3 separate regions of the Mus musculus genome follow, and regions 2 and 3 are each linked to region 1. Evidence: chromatin loops called from intact Hi-C (ENCODE). Cell type or tissue: heart. All regions are shown on one strand.

What was found. Hi-C counts contacts between places; a loop is a spot of excess contacts. Peaks named below come from ENCODE experiments on the same cell type or tissue, not always from the same donor. Only the 100,000 strongest peaks of a DNase experiment are listed, where the experiment ranks them.
Region 2: it touches region 1 in a loop (5-fold over the local background); 2 of 42 quality-filtered maps call a loop at or near these places.
Region 3: it touches region 1 in a loop (1.8-fold over the local background); 4 of 42 quality-filtered maps call a loop at or near these places.

The regions. Positions count from the first base shown.
Region 1 is chr6:125,511,455-125,519,454 of GRCm38, reverse strand. No RefSeq gene overlaps it. Among named protein-coding and RNA genes, the nearest start is that of Cd9, 21 kb to the right of the region's middle. In heart, no CTCF peak of the experiment used is centred here; DNase peaks (open chromatin) are centred at 3,794 and 6,304; H3K27ac peaks cover 1,873 bases; H3K27me3 peaks cover 270 bases.
Region 2 is chr6:125,252,566-125,260,565 of GRCm38, reverse strand. It overlaps Gm24175 (a long non-coding RNA gene), which reads left to right and starts at 2,641. Exons shown (of 3, transcript XR_869428.2): 1 at 2,641-2,893; 2 at 6,117-6,617; 3 at 7,260-7,392. LOC115486330 (a small nucleolar RNA gene) reads left to right here and starts at 2,389; the gene lies at 2,389-2,517. In heart, no CTCF peak of the experiment used is centred here; DNase peaks (open chromatin) are centred at 3,805 and 6,335.
Region 3 is chr6:125,575,213-125,583,212 of GRCm38, reverse strand. The region is part of intron 6 of Vwf (Von Willebrand factor); the gene reads right to left. Among named protein-coding and RNA genes, the nearest start is that of Vwf, 26 kb to the right of the region's middle. In heart, no CTCF peak of the experiment used is centred here; a DNase peak (open chromatin) is centred at 4,732; H3K27ac peaks cover 452 bases.

The DNA of each region.
Region 1 (8,000 bases):
CGGGCACTTTTAGCATCCTTGTGTCTTTTTCAAACCTAGAGTCTCGGCAATTCAAGTAAACACTAAGAAACTCCTCCGAAGACCCCAGAGCACCGCTGGGCAGCTAGCACACCTCTTGCATCCAAATCTGTCTCTGGTCTTGATTTTCGCTTCTCTTATGGGGACTCCCAAAAACCTCAAATTCCACATCACTCAGCCCCCACATCACAATAGGCTCTAACCTTCCTACCACCTTCCCAATGGGTACAACTTTCAACTCACCAAGATACTCCTGCCTTTGCTTTTTACTATCCAACGAGTATTCCTCACCTTAATGACACAAATAATTATGTTAGCCCAAAAACTTTCAAAAAAAACAGGGAAGTTGGACCTCAAAGAGTCATCTGCTGAAACAGTGCCTTCTAGATGGTGAGTAAGAGAGACCTGAAGCAAGAGCCAATTGCTGACCTAGTCTCATCACTGGACTGAACATTCCCAACAAAACAGATGGAAAGAAAAACAAAAGACAGCTTTCCATTGCCCAAGATAGGATCCACACCACATTGTTCAGCAATACTGTTAATTCCTGTCATAACTTAAATGAAAAGTCACAATGTCTGGAGTCTTTGATGTCCTGAAGATGAAGGAAAAGGATGTTCTCTCATCCCTTGCAGCAGAAATCTACAGAGGCAACACCAACCTTGATTTCCAGATAGAGTCTCTACAGGAGGCAAAGTGACGTCATCTTCATCATAAATCCTAAAAGACCCTGAGAGAGACTGCCATCGGCAGCTCAAACCACTGCTGTTATTGAGACTCCTGCTGACGTCAGAGCTGCCAAATCATCCTGCACGCTGACCAGCTAGCTGAGCTGGAATTCCAGTGTTACTGGCCACTTCACTCCTGAACCTTCACTAACCAGATCCAAGCAGCCTTCAGGAGAGCCATACCTTTGGGTGGTGAATGATCCCAGGGCTGACCACCAGGTTTCATCTCAACCTGCCTCGGGGTTAGAGGGATATCTGATTATTGTACGTAGAAAACCTAATTGTTAGCAAAATATAGAAGCTTAAATAGATGTCAAATGCAATTAGGTGTGTCCTGAAGAGACTGCAGTTTGGGTGTGCCTCTCAAAGCCTCATAGGTAAGAATGCTAAAGAGTGGAAAGTCCCTGCCTATTTTAGCACACGAGGCTTGGGAGAGGTCTTGTGGTCTTTGCTCTATAACCCGAGGCAAAGCCAGCTGGATGGCCTTGAGCCGCCTCACCTTAAAGGTGAAACAATTAGGCTCCTACTGACTTAGCTTGGAGCCCCTCCAGCCCACCCCATATACACACATGCATACATACACACCATGACTCCTGTAACATGCTTCAGCCTACTAGGGGGATAGGGGAGACGCTAGAAACTTTAAAAAAAAATAGCAATTAGACTTTGACAGCTCTCTCCGTTTGATGTGGAAGAATCATCATGGAAGGAACTCTGGGTATGAGACAAAATTTTCTCTCTGGGCTGGCAGGACACAGGTAAAACGCTATTCTAGGAACAAGAGCCAAGGAGCCCTCTTGGGTTTGGAAGCACACAAGAGAACTGTAGACTAGTTTGGACCAGGCTGGCCTCAAACTCAGAAATCCACCTGCCTCTGCCTCCCAAGTGCTGGGATTAAAGGTGTGTACCACCACTGCCTGGCTGACACAATCTTAATCTATAACCACCTTTTGTTTTGTTTTGTTTGTTTTAAGATTTATCTTTATATTTTTAAATTATGTGTATATGTGTGTTGAGGAGGTCCTCTGCAAGTGTGAATGCAAATGCCCATGAGAGTCAGAAGAGGGAGCTGGGAATTTGAGTCACGGGCAGTTTCGAGCTGTGTAATGTGAGTGCTGAGAACCGAACTCGAGTCCTTTGCAAGAGCAGTATGCATTCTTAATGACTGGGCCATCTCTCCACTGGCCTTATGTTTAACAATCTGTCTTAGGGTTTTACTGCTGCGAACAGACACTATGACCAAGGCAACTCTTTATAAGGACAGCATTTAATTGGCACTGGCTTACAGGTTCAGAGGTTCAGTCCATTATCATCAAGACAGGAACACGGCAGCATCCAGACAGGCATGGTTGCAGGAGGAGCTGAGAGTCCTACATCTTCATCTGAAGGCTGCTAGTGGAAGACAGACTTCCAGATCAGGGTCTTATAGCCCACACCCATAGTGGCACACCTACTCCAATAGGACCACACCTTCTAATCGTGCCACTCCCTGTGTCGAGCATATACAAACCATCACACAATCTAAAGGTTCACACCCACAACAGCCACAGAGGATGGCTCTTCTAAAACAAGCACAAGCATGGCTTCCTGGTTCTCAGACCTTCTATGCTCACCCATTGGTGTAATCTTTACTCTTGCTTCCATCTTATAGTCCCGATTTTGTAACATTTGTGTCTTCTAAGCTATGTAACAACTTGAAACAAAACACCCTACAATGCAGGAATTCCAATCAACTCCTACCACTGAAAGCCAACGCTTCTCTTTAGCAGTAAATAGATGATCTTGTGGTTCCTCTTAAGCAGCCACTACACCCTCATCAACATGAACGTAGCTATAGAAGGTTAATTCATCATCACCCTCTTTGTCCACCACCACCCCAATTTTTAGGCCCAAGTCTCTCAGAGGATTGGGGACTGGTGAAAGTTACATCAAGATTAACATATGAAAGAAGCCAGTTGTCAGACAAACCCTGGAAGTCCTTACTCACTGGGCTCCAAACAGCAAACAGAGCATCCCTGAGAAAGCAGCCTTATTCGAACTGGGACAGATAGGAGCTATGTAGATGGCCTAAACATGGTCACTGATTTCCTGACCCAGTGCTTCTAAGAACAAGCTTTTCCCTCAGTTCACAGACCCAGCCCCATTCTCAGAAGTGCTTTCTTTTTCTTAACAAACTGTCTCTATTTCTATCTCTAACCAGGTGTCCCCTGCTGACCAAATGTTTTGCCCTCAGACACAGAGATCTGGTAACTTGAGTGGGTGGCCACAGACTCGACTCCTCACCTATAACACTAGGTTCAATTCCCAGGGCCAAAAAGAAAATCAAGAAGAATTTATTTCCTATACTTATATCTCAGAGTCTCCAGTCTGTGACACGGTGAGTGATTCAGTTGTTTCTGGGCCTCTGCTCTCTGAGGCAGAGCATTATGACAAATGTGGCGTGCTGGGTCAGAACTGCTCACCTCATGGTGGCCGGGGAGCAAAGAGGAAAGGGCAGAGGGCAAGATAAACACTACAAAGGCACACACACACACCACATGCTAGTGACCTACTTCCTCTGACCAGGCCCTACCCCCTAATAGTCCAGTTGGCTATTTATTAACCCATTGTCTTAGCTAGGGTTGCTGTGACGAAAACCCCATGACCAAAGAGCAAGTTGGAGAGGAAAGGGTTTATTTGGCATTCACTTCGAAATAACTGGAAGTTACTACATAACTGGAAGGAGTCGGGACAGGAACTCAAGGAGGGATTGACCTGGAGCAGGAGCTGATGCAGAGGCCATGGAGGAGTGCTGCTTACTGGCCTACTTGCTCATGGCTTGCTCAGCCTGCTTTCTTATATAACCCAGACCCACCAGGCCAGGGATGGCACCATCCACAATGGGTTGTCCCACCCCCACTGACCACTAACTGAGAAAATGGCTTACAGCTGGATCTCAAGGAGGCATTTCCTCAACGGAGGCTCCTCCTTTCTCTCTGATGACTCTAGCGTGTGTCCAGTTGACACGCCAAACCAACAAGTACAGCCATCAATCCACTTAGAAAGTTGGGTGCTCGTGACTCGGTCACCTCTCAAAAGCTGGCAGGCAGCCAAGCCTTGGAGAGACAAGTTTAGAATCAACCCTGATGAGAGTGCAAGCTGATGTCTGGTGTTGTACGGCTACTTCCTCTGCACTTCCTTCCTGGAGTCAAATCTTAGGACCCCAGGTCTTAAATATATATATATATATATATATATATAAATCAGGAAGCTCAGAAATTTGTGATTCGCAAGCTCAGAAGACTCACTGGTCTCTTCCCTCTGCCCCCTGCCCCGTCCCCCCACCTCCACCCCGCCCTGAGAGATGAACATGGAATGGTTTCTTTGGTCATTGTTGGTGCCCTATTTGAGGTGAACAGATGTTTGTTCAAACCTCCCTTAGGAGGGTAACCCAACAGTTGGGACAGGGAATTGTACCAGTGCCTCCCTCATTAGCCAAGCACAGGGACCCTCACTGGTCATCTTCCCATGGCCCTTTCACAACCCACCACCCTGGTACTCTCTGCTTCCACCGTATGCCTCCCATTCTCCACCCCTCCCTCCCTCTGCCAAGGTTTTCTCAGCTGGCACCTCCTCCATGCAGCCTTCTGCAAACCCTGCTGTCAGACTATCTCCTCTGCTCCCACAGCTGCCTCTGCAGGCCCCGGGAGAGCAGCCCAGGCCTTGTTCTCAGGCTCTCAGGCCTTTGCCTCCCTGTGCAGACTGTGAGCTCCCGGGGTCTGGAAATGAGCCTATCACTGACCCTAGTGTCTATTCTGCCTTTCCTGTCCCCATCCTCTTGCGGGTTCTGCCTCAGATGACACGGAAGCCTTTTTCCTTTATTACTAGAACCAGGGCCATGTTTGTGTTCAGTGGCCCTAAGGGAAAGGCTTTACCTCTGTCTCTTGTAGCTCCTGCCCTACAAAGGCAGACCCAGCCAGACTTTCTGTTTTCACCTCAGTCTAGAGAGGCCACAGGCTCTGTATTGCCTAGCTGTCACCATGACTATCCCTGCTTATTCTAAGCAACAAGCATTCTGTCAAAGCAACTCTGATAGAGATCAGAGGAAAGTGCCTCACTCCTCACTCCCTCCTATACATATGCATTTTTACAAATTCATATCAAGGTGGGGCTGGGGGAGCACCCAGGCCCGAGGATAGGGCATTGAACAAGCTTTGAAGATCCCTGGCTTTCAAGTCATCTCCACTCTGACAGCAGGGAAGAGAGAAAGCAAGGAGGCAGGACTGGCTAAGAACCGGGAAGGGTGGAACAGCCTCGGAGAGCCCTTAGAAGCCAGCTTGTCCTCGATTCTCCAGAAACCAGGGGGCTGGAGAGGGGTGCCAGCCAGCCACAGAGAGGCATTGTGTCTTTCTGGGGCTATGGTAACAAAGCACCACAGACTAGGTTGTTTAAAGAGAATTGTACTGTCTCCAGACTCTGGAGCCAAAGTCAGAGATCAAAGTGTGGGCAGGTAGGTATGGGCAGAGTGGTGTGGGCCGAATTGAACCCTCCTGTGGGCTCTGAGCGAGATGGGCCAGGCTCTTCTTTCCTAGCTGCTGATTCTTTCTTTGCTGGCAATCTCTGTGGTCCAGTCGATGAAAAGTCTCCAAACTCGTGAACCATCTCCGCGTATCTTTGTTGCCTCCTTATTTCCACTTTAGTAGGTTTATTAGCATTGTCGAACATACATAGCAGACTCAGGGTGTGGTGGAAACTCAGGCAAGAAGATCCTGCGTTTAGGCCTAGCTAGGGCTACATTTTGATACCATCTCAATAACAAAGTAAAGTAAAATACAAGGGAGATGGTGTCTGAGCAGCAGCATCTAGCACTCTGCTTCTGGTGTGTAGATACAATGTAACAGTCCATCACTTCTGCCACTAGTACTCTCCCTCCCATCCCTCTGCCCCAACCCCCCCCCCCATGAAGGACTGCAACCTTAAAAGAGAAAAGAAAAATTAAATTGACTCTTAGAAACCATTTTAACCATTTTTAACTCTACAGCAAAGCAACATTAAGGTTCACTACCGGGCTCCAGAATTTTTAGTCTGTCCCACCCTGAAACTCCATATCTGTGCATGAAACCTTGGCTTCTTGTTCTCCCATGTAATCTCCAGTCTCTAGTAACCACTGTTATTGCCTATCATTTGACTCTCTTCTAGGTCCCACTTAACTGGAATTGTCCAGTGCGTGTTCTTCTGTGGCGGGCTGGCACTCTTTTCTAGGCAAGTTCAATGTTTGTATAGGACAATAATCACATGAGACTAAAGCCCCACCCACTCCAGTGTGACCTCGCCTTAACAACCGGCTGCATCTGCACCAACATGATTTCCAACTGAGCCGGGCTTAGGTCCCTAATTATGAATACAGGGGACACAGCTCAACTTCCTAACAGCCTCACTTGTAGACAACATAAGGAAGGCTATATGAGTATGTTTTGTGTTGTTGACCATTAACACTACTACCTCCAAACTGACCCCTCTAGCAGGGGTTATTTCCTGACATTTTTTTCCAGCCCAGCTAACTCACTGCTCAGGAAGGGAAGGAGAGGAATTACTGGCAGATGGCCCAGAGCATTCTCTAAGTGAGCTCCGAGTCCCAGCCCTGAGACTTCAGTATGACCTGCCTGACTAACAGGCAGCCACTCTGTCCTCTAAGGGACACCAAGTACCAATCCACCCACCTACCAGGGCATAAGCTGCCTGGACCAGGAGGCTTCCTCTGCCCACTAAATACCATTTCCTATGTTCCACAAATAAAAATGAACACTGTGGTATTGGCCTGCTTCTAGCTAGGCCCTGGAGAAAAGGTCCAGCCTTTGCCCTGGGAAGTTTTGATGGAGGTAAAAGGAAAAATAAAATAAAAATGAAATCTACTCTGTAGATGGCAGTTGTGGGATCAAATCAGAAGGAAATGCATTGGAAGCTCTGGGCTGAGCAGAAAACCACAGAAAGGAAGGAACCAGCCATGCAGATACTGGGAGAGAAAGATCCTAACTGGGGCCATAGCACTCACTGTGGAAATAGAGTTCAGAGTGTGTTGGGGAAGGGGGACAGTGTACCAAACAAATAAATGATAACACCACAGACCCTAAGGAGGCTGGGTATCACCCTGAGAAATGGAGACCCAAGGAAGAATGAAGGGCCTGCCTAGCATGCTTCACGCCCTGGGCTCAGACGAATGAGAATGGAAAGCCTCTTGCCTCGAGAAAGCTTAATCCAGGACCAGTCCCCAGGAAGCAGTCTGCTGACTGACCGTGAAATCCAAGCTAACCAACCATACCTGGGCAAAGAAAGCGCTTTGCTGCCCAAGAGTGAGGATCTGAGTTCTGGTCTCAAGAACCCGCCTGAAGGATGGTAGCAAGCATCTCTGATCCCAGAACCCCTACAGTGAGCGGGACATAGAGAAGGTGATGCTCTGAAGGTTTGCAGGAGAGCCAGCCTGGCTTACAAGTCACCAGACAACAGAGGACCCTGTCTCAAGTATGGTAGATAAAAGGACCTATGAGGCCGTTCTCCGATGTCTCCGTGTCCACCATGGTATAAGCACCTGCTCACTCTCTTGTTCTCGCTCTCTCATTAAAAAAAAGAGAACAGAGTTGGCTTAGAGAAAGGTTAAGTGTGAAGAAATACATAGCTCTCGGCTTTCAGAACCATTTTCTCTACCAGGATTAGATTTAACATTTTCTATCCAAAGTGGGGCAAAGTTCATTGTTTGACTTTTCCTCTTTAATTTTAAGTTGAAAAGGAAACTGCAGTTATCTTTGGGTGAACCGCTTTGCCTCAGAAAACTGGCTATCTTGGGTTAACTCCATGCCATACATAGACAAGACAGAAGGCATGTTGTGTGTATGTGGGGGGAGTCTGAGCTCACATCTCCAAGGAACTGGACTCAAAGACCAAGAGTAAGCATGTCTCCCTCTTTCTACCTCTCCTTGTACCCTTTGGGCTGGTATTCCTGGGGCAGTTCCTCTGCCAGAAGGATGGTCAAGGGATAGGGACAGGGACAGAAAACACTAGAGTTTCGCTCTGTGTGTGTGTGTGTGTGTGTGTGTGTGTGTGTGTGTGTGTATGTGTGTGTGTGTGTGTGTGTGTGTGTGTGCTTGCGTGCGCGTGTGATGTAGGAGGGAAGAAATATGTACATACTAGTCATGCAAGTCACAGAGGCAAAATGGTGGCAGGAGAGATGTGGGCAGAGCCATATAAATATTGTGGGGTGAGCACATTCCTGTGGCTCAA
Region 2 (8,000 bases), 260 kb after region 1:
GGTGTTTTTCAAGTTGTTACACAGCTTATAAGACACGAATCAGCAGTGGTGACTCTACCTAGCAGAGACAGCCAGGCCTCAGCCTTGGCTCCAGTCAGCAGGAGGGACCAGCAGGAACACCAGGAGAAGTTCTCCACTGTGCCTCTCTCAGGGAAGTGAAGATCAGAGAAGACTCGAGACCCACAAGCGATGCACAGCTAGCTGTACTAGCAAGCCAAGCTCCGCCCCGGCACCGTCCATCAACTCCTATTTATACTTTCTGTAAACATCATGTGTCCTCCACGGGTCTTGCCTCAACACTTGTCTTGTCTCAGCACTGGTACATCATCTGTCTTAGCTGGCATCATTCTGTCAATCAGCCTACGTCTGCAGAAGCATCCAGAAACTATAACACACCACACCAGAAATTTCTTGGTGTGTTCTCTTTATGGTACCCCGACAAATGCAGCTCAACTATGCAAAAGTAAGGGGGACCAATACATGTCATCACATGTGCTTTCATGTGCTTGCTTTAGCAGAACATCCTCTCTCCTGTGTCTGCTTCAATGAAACGTTCCTTCACGAGACTAGAGCCCTTAAGTTTCCTATTCACATGCTTGTGCTCGCTTTAGAAGAGCCATCCTCTGTGGCTGTTCTGGGTGTGAATCTTTTGATTGTTAAACATAAGGTCAGTGGAGACAAGACTCAGTCATTAAGAATGCATACTGCTGGGGCTGGTGAGATGGCTCAGTGGGTAGGAGCACCCGACTGCTCTTCTGAAGGTCCGGAGTTCAAATCCCAGCAACCACATGGTGGCTCACAACCATCTGTATCAAGATCTGACTCCCTCTTCTGGACAGCTACAGTGTACTTACATATAATAAATAAATAAATCTTAAAAAAAAAAAAAAAAGAATGCATACTGCTCTTACAAAGGACAGGGGTGGGGGTGGGGGGAGGTGGGGGTGGGGGTGTGTGTGTTGGGGGTTGGGGTGTGTTTCGGTTCTTAGCCCTCACATTACACAGCTCAAACTCCCTCTTCTGACTCTGATGGGCATTGCATTCACACTTGCAGAGGACCTCCTCAATACACATATACACATAATTTAAAAATATAAAGATAAATCTTAAAACTAAAAAAAAAAGGTGGTTATAGATTAAGGCTGAATAAGGTTGGTGCATGCCTTTAATCCCAGCACTTGGGAGGCAAAGGCAGGCAGATTTCTGAGTTCAAGGCCAGCCTGGTCTACAAAGTGAGTTCCAGGACAGCCTGGGCTACACAGGGAATCCCTGTCTGGAATAAACCAAGGGTTGGGGAGGTGGGGAGTGCGGTGGCAGGGAGCACAGTAGAAAAGGTGCCACCCATTGAAGCTCCGACTCTTGAAAATTCAATTTGCACACTGAAAGCCTAAACTAAGAATGCAACTGAAGGGCTTCCCCATGGAAAACCAACCCATCAGAGAAATGTTCCACAGGATCAGCACACAGAAGCTGACACAACAGTGGTCCAGTGAAGCCAGGCCACCCCTTGAGCTGGCAAAAGAACTCAGCACTGACCTCTGCGTGGTACTGTTTGGCAGGCATGGAACCTGCCAAGGTGAAGGGACCGTAGAGGCTTGCAGCAAAGTTCCAGAGAGCCACTATGTGTCAAGCAGTATGTGTCCAGAACTGGAGCTCCAGCAAGGAGCCCCTAAGAGGCCATCAGGAGAGACTGAGGGTGAAGCCCACGCTGCAGTGGGGACCCCCAGGATGTGGTATATGCCAGCGCGGTGAGACATCTGCTGATGAACGAGTTTTGAAGGGCAGAGGCCCAGCTCTGGGAACCTTCACATTCTGGACCTGGCTACCTGCTCAGTGGGCCAATCAAACAGGCGCATCATATGGAAAGCGCGAATACAGGCTATTTACTCGGTGTGGGCACTGGGAGGAACAAAGAGGCCGGGGGACTCCTCAAGTCCATCTTGGCAGCCCTGAGGGACAAATAGGTTTACGTCTTTTTAAATGGTACTTGTTTATCACACACACACACACACATCACAGAGTTCATGTAAAAGTTAGAGGACATCTTACTGGAAGGGGCTGGTTTTCCTCTCCTACCATGGGGATCCCCAGTATCCATCTCAAATTGTTGGCCTTGGTAGAAAGCATCTTTAGCCATTCTTGCTGGACCTGTTTTTTATTTTATTTTATTTTATTTTATTGAGGTTTAATTTAAATGGAGAGCAGAAGCAGTTAAGTGCCCTTCACTGCTGAGCTGGTCTCTGCAGTCCTAAAGTGGCCATTTAAAAGACTTTAACCCACAGAGACACATAAATGAACCTTGACCTTGTTCTCTAAGTAGTCAAAGTCCTGAAAAGAAAAGCAGCAGAAAGAAAGCATAAGCAATTATCTTAGTAAAGCATAGAGCCTTGGTAATTTAAAACGTACATTCATTTCCCCGTGGGGACCCAGTGTGCAATGTTTGCTAACAGTTGCCTTTTTGTAGCGCATGCAGCCTGTTGCCTGTATGGATTGCCCTAAGAGACCTTGGAGACAGTTTTCAGGCAGTCGCAATTTTCTGATCTCAATGCTGCCCCGACCCAGGCTCCAGCTAGGGATGTGTGGCGCCTTTGCGAAGCCCCAGGGAACAGTAACCAGGGTTCTCACTGGCATCTGCACCAAGCTGCAGAATACGGAACATGTGACTGAGGCTCCTGGGAGAGTTCAAGCTCCCAGGCCGCCCGAAGACCCACATCTCAAAGAAGCAGGCTTCACTAGGTTTCACGCGGGTGAATGTTAAGACATGGTCTCTGAGAAGCAGCTCATCTCTAATGGCTGTGGGGTCAAATACATCCCCCATTCGTGGTCTCCTAGACAAGAGTCAGGCCCTGCATTCCTGATGTTCCACGTGTTCTCCTGAACCCTGCCAAATCACGTGAGTAATAAGTCTCAAATCCAGCCTGAAAACAAATGTACATACACCATATATGTTACGAATTACCCCATTAGCAAAGTTAGTCATCTGAACTCTGACAAAAGTATATGGATATTTCATGTGGACAAAGCAGAGAAATGTTGCAGAGTTTTCTCTGTCCAATCACATTAGGGCAGTGGGAGGCTTGTGATTGGACAGGAGGAGGGAGGTGGAGCGAGGAGTTGAGACAGAGAGGTCAGAGGAGAGGGAGAACCAGAAAGGAGGCTGTCTTAGGTGTTATCAAAAGATTAGAATAATTGTGTTAGAGCTTTATCAGTATCATTTGTCTCTGAAATTATTGTACTGGCATCTTGTAAATTGTGTTATTATTGATACATAAATCTGATTGGCTAATTAATCATTAAGAGTCTTGATTCTACCGAGTAGTTAGGTAGATGGTTAACCAGGGTTGAGTGGGGTGTTTCGTGAAAGTGAGAGGAACTCAGGGGTCCCATTGGAGAGGTGGCCTGGTGGGAGCCATGTGACCTAGCAGAGCTGTCGAGTTGGCGGTCCAAGAGACCTAGTGAGTGAGATCTCCTAGTGCAGGGGCTAGCTCTAGATATTTCCTGCAACAGAGAAATCCTTCAGAAGTATCTCTCCACACAGGTGACAGGCCAGTCATCTTTTAAATGTTGGTCTCAAGCTTGCCCGGCTAGGACAACTTAGTCCTCTTTGAGTGAGAGCCACAGGCAGCCCCTGCCACCCCATGAGGCGCTGGGGTCTGTCCACCTTTCCAGCAACATTTCAGTTTTTTCTGTCTCTTTCTTTTGGAAGCTGCCAGAGCCTGAGTCGCTGCTCTCTGGTACTTTGGCTTCCTTGCTCTTTCTCTAACGCTCCCTGCCTGCCACGTGGCCACATGGTCACTGGTCTGTCACGTGGCTGTCTGCCTGTCTGCCACTGGCCAACCTCCATGCCAGTGTCACGCAGACCAAATGACTTTCCCTTCCCTCTCTTCCTTCTCCAGGCCACTGCCAGGATTTACTCTCTGCCCACTCTGGGGCTTTTCTTTTAAAGTCTTAATAAAATTATCCTTGAGCTTCAAAAAAATTTTTTTTATTAAAGATAGATATGAGCTATGCACCTTGAAAATCCTATAACAAGATATTCTTAGGCTCAGTTTCCAGGATTTAACAGCTGGGAGTGTCTGACTCTGCCACACCCTTCTCCACCCTGGTGACTGTGAATTACATCAGATTGAGTTGGACCGCCCACCAGCAAGGGGGAGACACAGTTTCCACCTGCATGGGACAGCAGTGCAGTGACCTCCTCACTCTGCTGTGCTCACTCTTGGTGGTTGGCTTTGCTGCTCGCCTTTTAAAAAAATAAGACATTACCTTGCCCAGTTACTTTGGTTTGGACATCTGTCACTAACTGTCTTCCAGTCAACATAGTCTGGCCTGACTGAGGTAATGTCCCAGCTAACCAGTTTGGGTTTTGGTTCTTTTCAGTCCCAAATTTACAGCTGACTATTAAATTTCTATATTTTCATTAGACTTCCCACACCCAAGGAAGCACTGTTCTTGTATGTTAGAACTCAGACCAGACACTACTCAGGTCTTGCCCATGTGTTTCCCAGCTCCCACATAGCGGCTTCTGCATACTAGCCCCAGGTTGACAGTCACCAAGCTGTCGGGGGTTACCTGTAACACGCCAAATCTGGTGGGCACACATTAACTAAATGGATCTCCTTTTTCCTACTTTCATAAATGCCTTTCTCAAATACAAAGCTCTCTCTCTTTCCCCTGGCTGCCCAGGAATCAGAGCCAGCCTGTTTATAGCTGTGAGCCATGGGTGAGTCACCAACCATGGGACATGGAACCTTCTCCCATCCCAAGAAAACTAAGGAAGGCCCTGTTCTTCCACCTGGGCTGGAGTACTCCTCAGAGTGCACAGGCACACACGTGCGCACGTGCCCCTGCCCCCACACCAGCCATCTGTCTGTCACTGGGGTTGAATTATCCTCAAAGCCTTTGCCATGCTGTCTCCTGTACCATTTACAAATCTTCTAACAAACCTCTTACCCAAACATCAACCTGCCTCAGCGTCCCCTTGAACCCCAAACCCAAGACTTTTCTCTATATGTCTTAATGTAGCCCCCAAACCACTCCTAAGCGTTTGGGTTCGAGAATGAATGCACCTCACACACATTTCAAATTAACTATGCCAAGAATAGTAGTTTTACAGTTCAGTGAGTTTGAAAATATTCAAGAGGCTGCAGAGATGAGAGGGACTACTGGTTATCGGGGTGCTCGCTCGTCTTTCAGTGGACCCAACTTCCGGGCCCTGCATCCATACAGGGTGCCACAAAACCACCTCCATCTTCAGCTTCAGGGAGTCCCAGTGCCTTCTTCTGAACTCCATGGTTGCCCACACACCCACAGCACAGACATACACACATGTACATGAATAAAAACAATTATTTTTAAAAACTCCAAACTGAAGTGACCAGAGGTTTGCAACGCAGTTGTTTTCAGAAATACTAGGAGCAATTTAATGTTTGCCCCAATGCAAATTAGTGAGCTCTCCTACCTTTAGAAAAGATAAGTCCACTAGAATTCTCCCTGGGCAGCATCAGCTGATATAGACGTATTGTTTCCCATGGTTACAGAAACACAATAGAGAGCACAACACCCTTGTTTCTTTGTCTCAAGTGGTTCAACAGAATCCCAAGGGTTCAACAGAGTAGAGCCCCAAAATATCAACACATTTCAATATTCCCTGTAGTGTGGTAGTAATGTTTTGTGCTGGAATAGCTCAAGAGGACTCCTAATTTGCTCAAAAGAGCTGCCAAATTAACAAGACCATTATACACAGAACACAGTAGCCCAAAGATCTCTGCAAGACCTCAGTGACACGGAATTCCTAAAGACAAAACAGAGGCTGGAATGGTACCAAAACAAAGAAACAAACAAAAAGAAAGCAAAACCAAATAGCTCGAAGGGGACCCCAAACTATAAGAAGACAGACACCTGAGGGGCACCCACCATGGAGTAGCTTACTAAAGGTCAGACTTTCTCAAGCATACAAAACAAAGTCCAAACATCTTCTTCTCTGCTTTACCAAAATGGGGGTGGGGGATGGTGTGCCTGAGAGGGGATAAAGCGGGATGCTGGGTTGGACTGGTTAATGTTTCTTCTCCGTCTGGGGTCAGTGCCTAATGCTCACAATATGTCTTTACCCCCAGCCATGGCTTATCAGAGCCTGAGCCCTGGAAGCCCTAAAACCTGGGCTTGGCCATCCACCCTCCACAGGCCAATTAAACTCACAAGGAACAGTGAAAAGCAGAAAAGGGAAGTTGATTCAGCGAGGCCACATTAGGAAGAAGAGCAAAGAGTTCCAGCAACACCCACATCTATTTTTGGGGTCCTGATGTGAGGTTCAGACTTAACTAGAGAAGTCCCGGCCAAGATACTGTCCCATCCATCGCTGTCAAATCATTGTCTCCAATCTCTCCTGCAAGATGGTCTGACAAGTTCTCAGAATCATGTGAGATCGCTTTCCCCAAACCACGTTCCTCCTCTGCCTGGCACCAGACTTCAGTCTTCCTTCTTTGTTCGTATCAGGAAGATCACACAGCCACAAGGAGGGCTGGATCAAGAGAGAGGCTGTTTGTGTTCTGTGCAGCGCTGGGGACATCAGGGAGGCTACGCACGATGCTTGGAGCCCGGTGAACCCTTGATGGCAGGTATAGAGAGACATGGCTGGCACCACGCTGCTTCATGCTGAACTTTGGTTTGCTCTGGTCTGATCATTCCTCACTATGTCCCCATTCCTCCTTGTGAAGAGGAATATTCATTATGTGCTATTGTGTACTAAAAGCTTGTAACTTTTATTATTATTATTATTATTATTATTATTACATAGGAGAAACTCTAGACTTTTGAAAAGTGTTGGGACTCTTACAGACTATAGGGACGTTTAGTGACAGGTGGAATTCATCTTATAAAATGGCTTTGCGATTATAGGGACAAAAGATGGGAAGTTTTGGCTTACAAGTAATGCATCTGGGTGTCATAGTGTCAAGGGCTGGACTTGTAATGGCTGACACTGAACTTGACGAGGTCTAGAATCCCTTAGGGGCGAATCTCTGAACATGTTCATAAGAGAGTTTTTAGATTGGATTAACTGGGGTGGTTTGAATGAAAAATATCCCCCCCTAGGACTAGGTGTTAGAATACTCGGTCTCCAGTTGCAGGTGCTGTTTGCAGTGGATTAGGAGGTGTGGCCTTGGTAGAGGAAATATGTCACGGCTGGGGATGAGACAGGCTTTGATGTTTAAAAGCCACTCTCCCTTCCCAGTTCTCTCCTTACCCCCTTCTGATTGCAGTGAGGTGAGTCCTTGGTTCTCAGCTTTCAACTCTGGCTGCCAAGACTGCTGCCTGCTGCCATACTGTCTCCACCATTATGGACCCTAAACCTCTGGAACCATAAGCCTCAATAAATCCTTCCTTCTAAAAGTTCCCTTGGTCATGGTGTTTTACCACAGCAATAGAAAAGTAGCTGATACGAATAGGAAGACCTGCTCTAAATGTGGGCGGCACCATCCACAGAGTCCTGGTCTTAGTACTAGCGCAAAGCAAGAGGCGCACAGCACCTAGCTCCTGCTCTTCTTGACAGACCATGCAGTGGGGCTGGCCTCCTCTGCAGCCTCTATAAGCTCATCCCCTTGACCTGTACGCCCTTCCTCCCTTAAGTTGTTTTTGTTAAGTATTTGAACACGACAACGAAAAAAGTGACTCACAGACTGCATGAGCCAGCAATTCCTTTGGGCAGCCCCAAGAGAGTTAAAAACACATTCGCACAAAAACCTGTGCATGTTTCTGTTCCGTTCATAGCATTATGGGTTTGTTTGTTTTTTGTTTTTTTTTTTTTTTGGCAGTAAAAAAATTGAACATGGGGCCTTATGTATGCAGGATGTCAAGGCTCCTTCCTTACATATGCTAGCTGTCAAGGTTGGTTTTTGTGAACTTGACACAAACCTAGACATGCATGGAGAGAAGGAATCTCAACTGAAGACTCCCCTCCATTGGAGTGACCTGTAGGCGTGGCTGTGGGACATTTTCTTAAC
Region 3 (8,000 bases), 64 kb before region 1:
GGCGTTTCACCTTCTCCTGATCAGGGCTCCTTTCCTGGAGCATGGGATCACAACCCCACCCCCCACCCCCACCCCAGGAAGATTGTAACCTCTAATCACATAGCACAGAGTATGAGGTATCTAGGTGGGCCCGCCCAGAGGGTTTAGCCAATAAGCTTCCCTTCCCAGACATTTCTTCCTGCAAAAGGTATTTAATCTCTGGTCCACCCTGAGTAAGTCGAATGCACCCATTTTCCATAGTGAACAATAAATAAATGGTATGGACAAGCAAGGACTGTCTCTCTTATCAAGAACCACTGTGGGGAAAGCCTTCGCCATACAGAGCCACACTGCCTAAGTCTCCCACAGAAGGCCCCACAGAAGGCACTCCAGGACATGCTCACTGCCGAGCTAAGCCAGAGGATTTCCAGCTATGACTGGAAGCCTGGAAACTTGAGAGCCCCGCCTCTTCAGCTTCAGCTTCAGCCCGCCTCGGTTCTCACCCGGGCTGGGGTCCCCATCTTAGGCTGTGTGTTCTTTCACCCCTGAACAGTGCGTCAGCGCTCACTGCAAGCCAATTACTTGCACTCTGTGTTTTGTCTGCCCAAGTGGAGTTCCCACACCCCAGCAAGACAGAACACAGAACCTCAGAAACTGGCAGACACTTTCAACGGACACAGTATTTCCTTCAAAGAAAAAGAATATGTCTAGTCTTTCAGATTTGGGATAAGAATACACAAAGTAAAAAAAAAAAAAAAAAAAAAAAAGTACTAGGTCTTCCCAGTATGGTGGCACGTGCCTGTACGCCGAGCACTTGAGAGGATGAGACAGACAGGGAGTTGGAGGCCAGTCTCTGCTACATAGCACAATCTTGTGTCAAAAAACTAAATAGGGCTGAGGCAATGGCCCAGGGGGTTAAATACTTGCACAGCAAGCATAAGAACCTGAGCTTGAATCCCCAGAAACCACATATACCAGGAACAATAGCATGTGTCTGTGAGTCCAGGGCTGCTACAGCCAGATGGGAGGCAGGGCCAAGAAAAACCCAAAAACTTGCAGGCCAGTTGCCTCAGTGTGCACAGTGGCCAACAAGAAGGAGACCCTGCCCCAAATAAGCACAAGGCAAGTACTGACACCCGAGGTTACCCTTGACATCCACAAGTGAATGCACATGCACACATGCACATACATACACATACATACACACATGCACATACATACACATACATACATGCACATACACACACATGAACATACACACATGCACATACATACACACATACATGCACATCCACACACACATGAACATACATACACACATACATGCACATACATACACTGAACATACATATACATACATGCACATGCATACACATACATCTACACATACATATACACATGAACATACATACACATACATACATATATACAAAAAAATAAAATAAGGCTGGGGATGTCACTCAATGATAGAGCACATGCCTGGCATGCATGAGGCTCTGAGTGTAATGCCTAGTACTGTCAAAAATAAACATTAAGTTTTTTAAAGAATCCATACATGGTCTATGGGCTAATGAAACAAGCAGATGAAGGAGCACAGATAGCTGGTAAGCACTTTTTATAGTCTTCAGCATCCTCAGCCATCAGGGAAAAGCACACGGAAACGAAACTGAGATTCTTTCTTACCCCTTACCTCACACTGGCTGTCATCAAAATGAACAACAGTGCCGGTAAGGATATAGAGAAAGGGAATCCTTATGCAGTGCTGACAGGAGCATAAGTAACGCAGTGATTAAGGAAGTCGGTGTGAAGGGGGCTTTCCCAAAAAATGACAATAGAACTACTATATGACACAGCTGTGCCACTTCAAGTCATAAACCCAGTGGACTCTAGCCTACCATGGAAGTCCTTGCACATGCATGTGCACTGCTGAGCTCTTCGCAATAGCAAGGGAACGGAACTGGTCTAGATGTCCATGCACAGATGAGTGGATAATAAAAATGTGGTAATCACATAATAGAATTATACGGTAAAGAATTAGCTGTAAATCAGGAAATCCGATGGATCTGGAAAGAATTACACACACACACACACACACACACAAACACATATATGTGTGTGTATATATTTGTTTGTGTATATACACACACATATACATATGTGCATATGCTTCTGTAACGCTGGGGTCTTATGCTTTTCCTCTCCTTCCACTGCTGTCTAGTAAAAAAAAAAAAGAAAAACCCTGGCTTAAGAGAAATGAGCTGGACTCTCTCTCATACTTGAATCTCCTTAAGCAAGGTATCAAGGAAGAGTCATAAGCCTGAGAAGCAATGCGTTCTCTTTCTTTGTTCTGTGTTTGTCTGTCTTTCTGTTTGTTTGAATGTCCATTCTAGACAGAGTTTCTCTGTGTAGCACTGGCTGTCCCAAAACACACTCTGTAGACCAGGCCAGCTTCGAAGTCAGAGATCTGTGTGCCTCTACCTCCCAAGTGCTGGGATTAAATATGTGTGCCACCACCACCTGGCAAATTCTATTATTTCTTTAATTGATTAATGTTTTAAAAGTCCCTGTTTTAATGCCCAATATGTTAAATTGGGCAAGAACTATAACAGGAATAAACAAATTGGAGCCTCAGTTAATTGTTCAGGGTTAAAAGGATTCCTGACACTGAGCAGCCTGAGGGACCCCGGACAAACGTGCGATAGCCAGGCTTGAGGCTGGGCTGTGCTCTGAAGTTGGTCACTTGTCACCAAGCCACTGGTCAGAGTGAGTCAGGGATGCCGTGGTCACAGATTCAACCAAAACTTTAAAATATCTGGGCAGATGATTACATACAAACTGAACATGTACCCACCTTTTGTTCCTTTTTGTTATTCCCTCAATATAGTCTGAGAATTATCTACATACCATTTACCATGAATTGGGTATAATAATCTGCAATCATTTAAAGCATATGAGAGGAGCTAGCTCAGTGGGTAGGGCACCTGCTGCACAAAACTGATGACCTGAGTTTGATTCCCAGGACCCACATTAAGGTGGAAGAAGAAAACTGACTCCTCAAGTGTCCTTAGACCTCCACATGTGCCCTGTGGTACATGACCCACACATAGACATCACATGACCCACACAGAGATATCACATGACCAACACATAGATATCATATGACCAACACACAGACATCACATGACCCACACATAGATATCACATGATCCACACATAGGCATCACACGACCAACACATAGATATCACATGACCAATACATAGACATCACATGGCCCACACACACAGACATCATTCTTCTCACTCTTCTCTCTCTCTCTCTCTCTTTCTCTCACCGTGTGTGTGTGTGTGTGTGTGTGTGTGTGTGTGTGTGTGTTATACACAAAAACAACAACAGGGGCTGGAGAAATGGCTCCACAGTTATGAACACTCACTGCACTTGCAGAAGGCCTTAGATCAGTTCCCAGCACCCACATGATAACTTACGACCACCTGTAATTCCAGTTCCAGGAGACCCAATGTCCTCGCTAGGTCTCTAAGGCTACTACACACACACACATACAATTTAAAAACAAATAATACATGCAATCATCTTTTTAAAGTAACACAGTAATTTCTAAATAAAATTAAGTAGACAGGAGGATATGGACAGGCCGTAACTAGTGGGCTTGCCATTTTATATAAGAGACCTGGGCATCGAAGTTTAGATGACAGTATAGCAAACATGGGGTTCTAGAAGCATGGATGGGCTAGAAGGCCAACTCTATCATGTTTAAAGCACATGACCTAAAGAAAAATTTTTTAAGAAAGCATTCTTTTTTAAAGACGTATTTATTTATTTTATGTGAGTACACTGTAGCTGTCCTCAGACACACCAGAAGAAGCCATTGGATCCCATTACAGATGGCTGTGAGCCACCTTGTGGTTGCTGGGAATTGAACTCAGGACCTCTGGAAGAGCAGTCAGTGCTCTTAACCGCTGAGCCATCTCTCCAGCCCAACCTAAAGAAACGTATCTCTGTTTTCCACGCTTCTCAGCTATAGGAAAAGACTCAGCACAGCCCAGTGTCTTCTCCCCCTTCTTAGTCGTGACTCAACTTCCAGCTTCCACTTGGGCATGGCGACTGGGAATGAAGATTCCATGTTCTGCCTGTCTGAGGCCAGGAGCAGCCACAGCACTTGGCTGTCCCGGCCCAGGAAGACAGGAGAAGGAAGATTCACTACACCTCCAGCGCGGTCCTCTGATGGAGCTTCCTGTCTTGTCTCTTCTCCTTCCACTGCTGGCATGTCACTGTGGTGCCAGGTGTTTGCATGGCCTCTTAGACTGTAAGCTACAAGTTCCATCCTGACGGCAACAGAGAATCAGACAGGACCACCCTAGACTCTACCAGCACGGGGGATTCTTGCCTAGCTCTGGGCATCCTGCCCTGAGCTGCCCTGAGAGAGAAACACACTAACTACAAGCCATGGTTGCCATGACTGTCTTGCCACTCTTGAGTGGATCTACATAGGTAGCAATCCTTGCTACAAAACAAATTAAATGAAGGCGTGGGGAGGCAGCCTGCAAGTGCTCCCCACCGCTACCACTCGCCTGCTGTCTGCACAGGCTTCACTTTGGCTCTCTGCTAAACCATTCTGGCAGGGACACAAAATGAAGGTCAGCTAATTTGCACTTCCAGCATCTCCTGGCTCCAGTGCCTGGCACCAGCTACTTCTGTCTTGTTTCATCTCCTGTCGGTGGTGTCGGAAGCTGGCAGAGAACTGCAGCCCTGACTCCATCAATCCACGACTTCACCCTCCTGCACAGGAGTACAGACCCAATTGTGGCCCATCCTAATCCCATTTTCAGTTCATCAGAAGAGGCCAGGCCTCTTCCCTGGGGATGTTAGGCCCCATCCAGGGAGGGGAGAGAAAGCAGGAGAATCTCCCCAGGGGGGTATGCCGGCAAGGCAGGATTAAAAGCAAGAGCCAGAGGTCTGCAGCTACGCAATTGTTTCTTCTCAAACAGCTGACAAAGGAGAAGAGGGGGGAAGGGAGGGGATGAACATTCCTAGGCCTGGAAAGAATAAAGAAAGGAGAGAAAAGTATAAGAAGCGCAAGTTGTTTGCTGGGCCCTGATATTTCCAGCTCCAGAGTAGGCGGCAGGAGGCCTCCTGTGGGCCCGCCCCTTGGAGGAGGTGTGGAGGCGCCTAGAAGCTGAACTGGTCTAAAGCAGTGGGTTCAAGAATTCACTCAGAGCCCGCCAGTGGTGGTGCATACTTTAATCCCAGCACTTGGGAGGCAGAGGCAGGTGGATTTCTGAGTTCGAGGCCAGCCTGGTCTACAAAGTGAGTTCCAGGACAGCCAGGGCTACACAGAGAAACCCTGTTTCGAAAAACAAAAACAAAGACAAAAACAAAAACCTCAGGGCAGAGGATAGTTCCCCAATCAGTCAGCCAGGGATGGATTCAGGGATGGATGGGGTAAAAGGAGATCACTGAGTCCACTTATAACCGCTGGCTGCTCTGGGGTTCTTATCCACATTCCAAGTTTCCGACTCATGGTCAAGATTCAGATCTCCATCCTGGCTCATACCAACCCCATCACAGGGATGGGGTTTGTGAAGGTTCCTCTTCTTAAGCTAGTGAGTATCATGAGTGAGACGCTCGTGATATGCAGGATGGCTATATAACCTAGTAGAAATGCCCGTGTCCACTAGGCGCTTTCTCACTCTGCCCCAGCCTCTTGGGAACATGAGTAGTTCTCAGAATCAGAGCAAGACTCTGGCAGCCAGACGAAGAGTCAGGCAGTGTCCACATAAGAAGCATAGCTCTAACCTCAGAGGGGATTTAAAAACGTTTATTCTGAAGCCAGCTATAAATGATCGTGGCTCTGGAACACAGATTCGAAATACTTCAAATTCCATGTTCCGATGTAGTTAACAGTTTCATCACACTGTTATTGTAGTAACCGAACAAAGAAAGCATACATTAAGGCACTATGCAAAGCCATTGGTGGAAACATCGTGTGGGCGGGTTAGAGCAGACTCTGCTTAGCCTTTTGGTTGGTGGAACCTGGTGATCTGCTAAGTGAATACATTCCAAAAGGGTCTATCTGTCAACCACAAGGATGTAAGAAGTGGACAAGAGATGGCTATTTAGAGAGCCAAAGATAACCCAAGATAAAGTGGAATCGGGCTCTGGAACTAAACCATTCCAAGCCCTCCATGATCACTGAGGTCCTAATCACCCCATCAGCCTTGCAGAAGGGCATTGGGAGGTGTGGCTTCCCTCTGGGGACTTTTGCCCACAGTATTATTCCCTGAGGTGCAGTTCAGAACTTACCCAAGCTCTTGAATAAACAGCCCAGCATGGACCGGTCTACATATCCTGCTCACAGCAAGAAAAATCACCAGCTCTGTGACAGCAATCAATCACCTGAGCTGCCTGTCACTTACCACCCATCAAGCAATTTGTCACCTACTGACCCCCAGGCACTGCTGTTCTCCTTCATGATGGGTTAAGTTCTCTTGTGTGCCCGGTCCTCAGATCTCTACCTTGTAAGCCTTACACAGTTTCAGCAGTGCCTGACCCATACAAAACATCTCAGTGTGTTCTGATGGGACCTATTCCATTCTTTGCCTACTCTTATCCTCCCTGGAAGAGGGCAAAGGAAAGGAAACATCTGAGAAACACCCATCCTTCAGTAGCCATGGAGAACTGCTTCTAGGACCCTCCTCTCATATCAGAATCTATGAATGCTGGGTCCCCCATTGGAACCCCACACATCTTCAAAATGCTTTAAACACCGTCTAAATTACTTATACTACTAGCTATGGTATAAGTGTAGGGAAATAGTTGTCACCACACATTGTTTAAGGAATGATAAGGAAAAAAACAGTGCGTTCAGAACAGGTAAGATTTTCCTACAATGGAGCCATGGATACAGGATAACTGCATTTTGTTACAGACCCTGGGGTTTGCTGTAATAGGGAGAAATTGATGCTAGGACTTTATCCAGCCCTCCTAAGGGTTTGCCCAAAAGGCAAAATGCCAGCCCACCCAAAGGAAATCTTTGAAACCTCATAGCAAATAAAGCAGGACCACCATAGGCCACCTCCATGGCTGTCACCATCACCATGGCCACTTAGCTCTTCTCTGGAGCTGCTCTTAAGTGGACAACATATTGAATGTAAAGGAAAGGGTTTTCTTATTTGAGTGTTCAGTAAAGGAGAGCCCGAAGGAGGGGGACACTGAGAGGCAACGCAGGAAAAGAACCCAGGTGAGGATAAGAAGGGGGTGAACCCAAGACTACTTCCTGGTCCTAGACATTCCTTGTATAAGTCCTCATTCCTTACTTAGCCTTTTGGTGAGTCGGGAAAGACTTGAGAAGTAGCTCGTGTTGCCAAAGGGAAATGTATGTAGATGCTTGTGTCCAAACCTTAACAATAAGGCTTGGGGAGCGGGTACCCTGTCTATAAACCCAACTCATGGTGCTGTCACTCAGCCACTAAGTGTAGACTTGTATCCTTGAGTTTGCTGGATTCCATGGGCCAAAGTCTTACAACTCGTTCTGAATTGGAACTGGAGAGATGGCTCAGTAGTTAAGAGCACTGGCTGCTCTTCCAAAGGACCCAGATCTAATTTCCCCATTCAGCACCCACATGATGGCTCACAACCATCTGTGACTCAAGTTCCAGAGGGATATGACAACCCTGCTGGCCTCCTTAGGCACCAGGCATGCACATAGCATAACAACATACATGCACGCATAACACCCATACATGTCAAATAAAAGTAAAAAAATAAATAAAAATTCAACAACTTTGAATCCCAGGCAGGCAGATGAATGGCTGTTCCAACTGCCAAGAGCCTACTGCAGACCAAACTACTTGATGAAATTACCCTCCCACGCACACCTGCCGGCTCCCCATCTAGATAGAGCAAGAAGTGACAGGTCCGCCCATGCAAATAAACAATTGTGTAATCAGGACATGAAGAGCAAACTGCTCTGTCCCCAACAGGATGGATACTTTGTGTGCTTCTC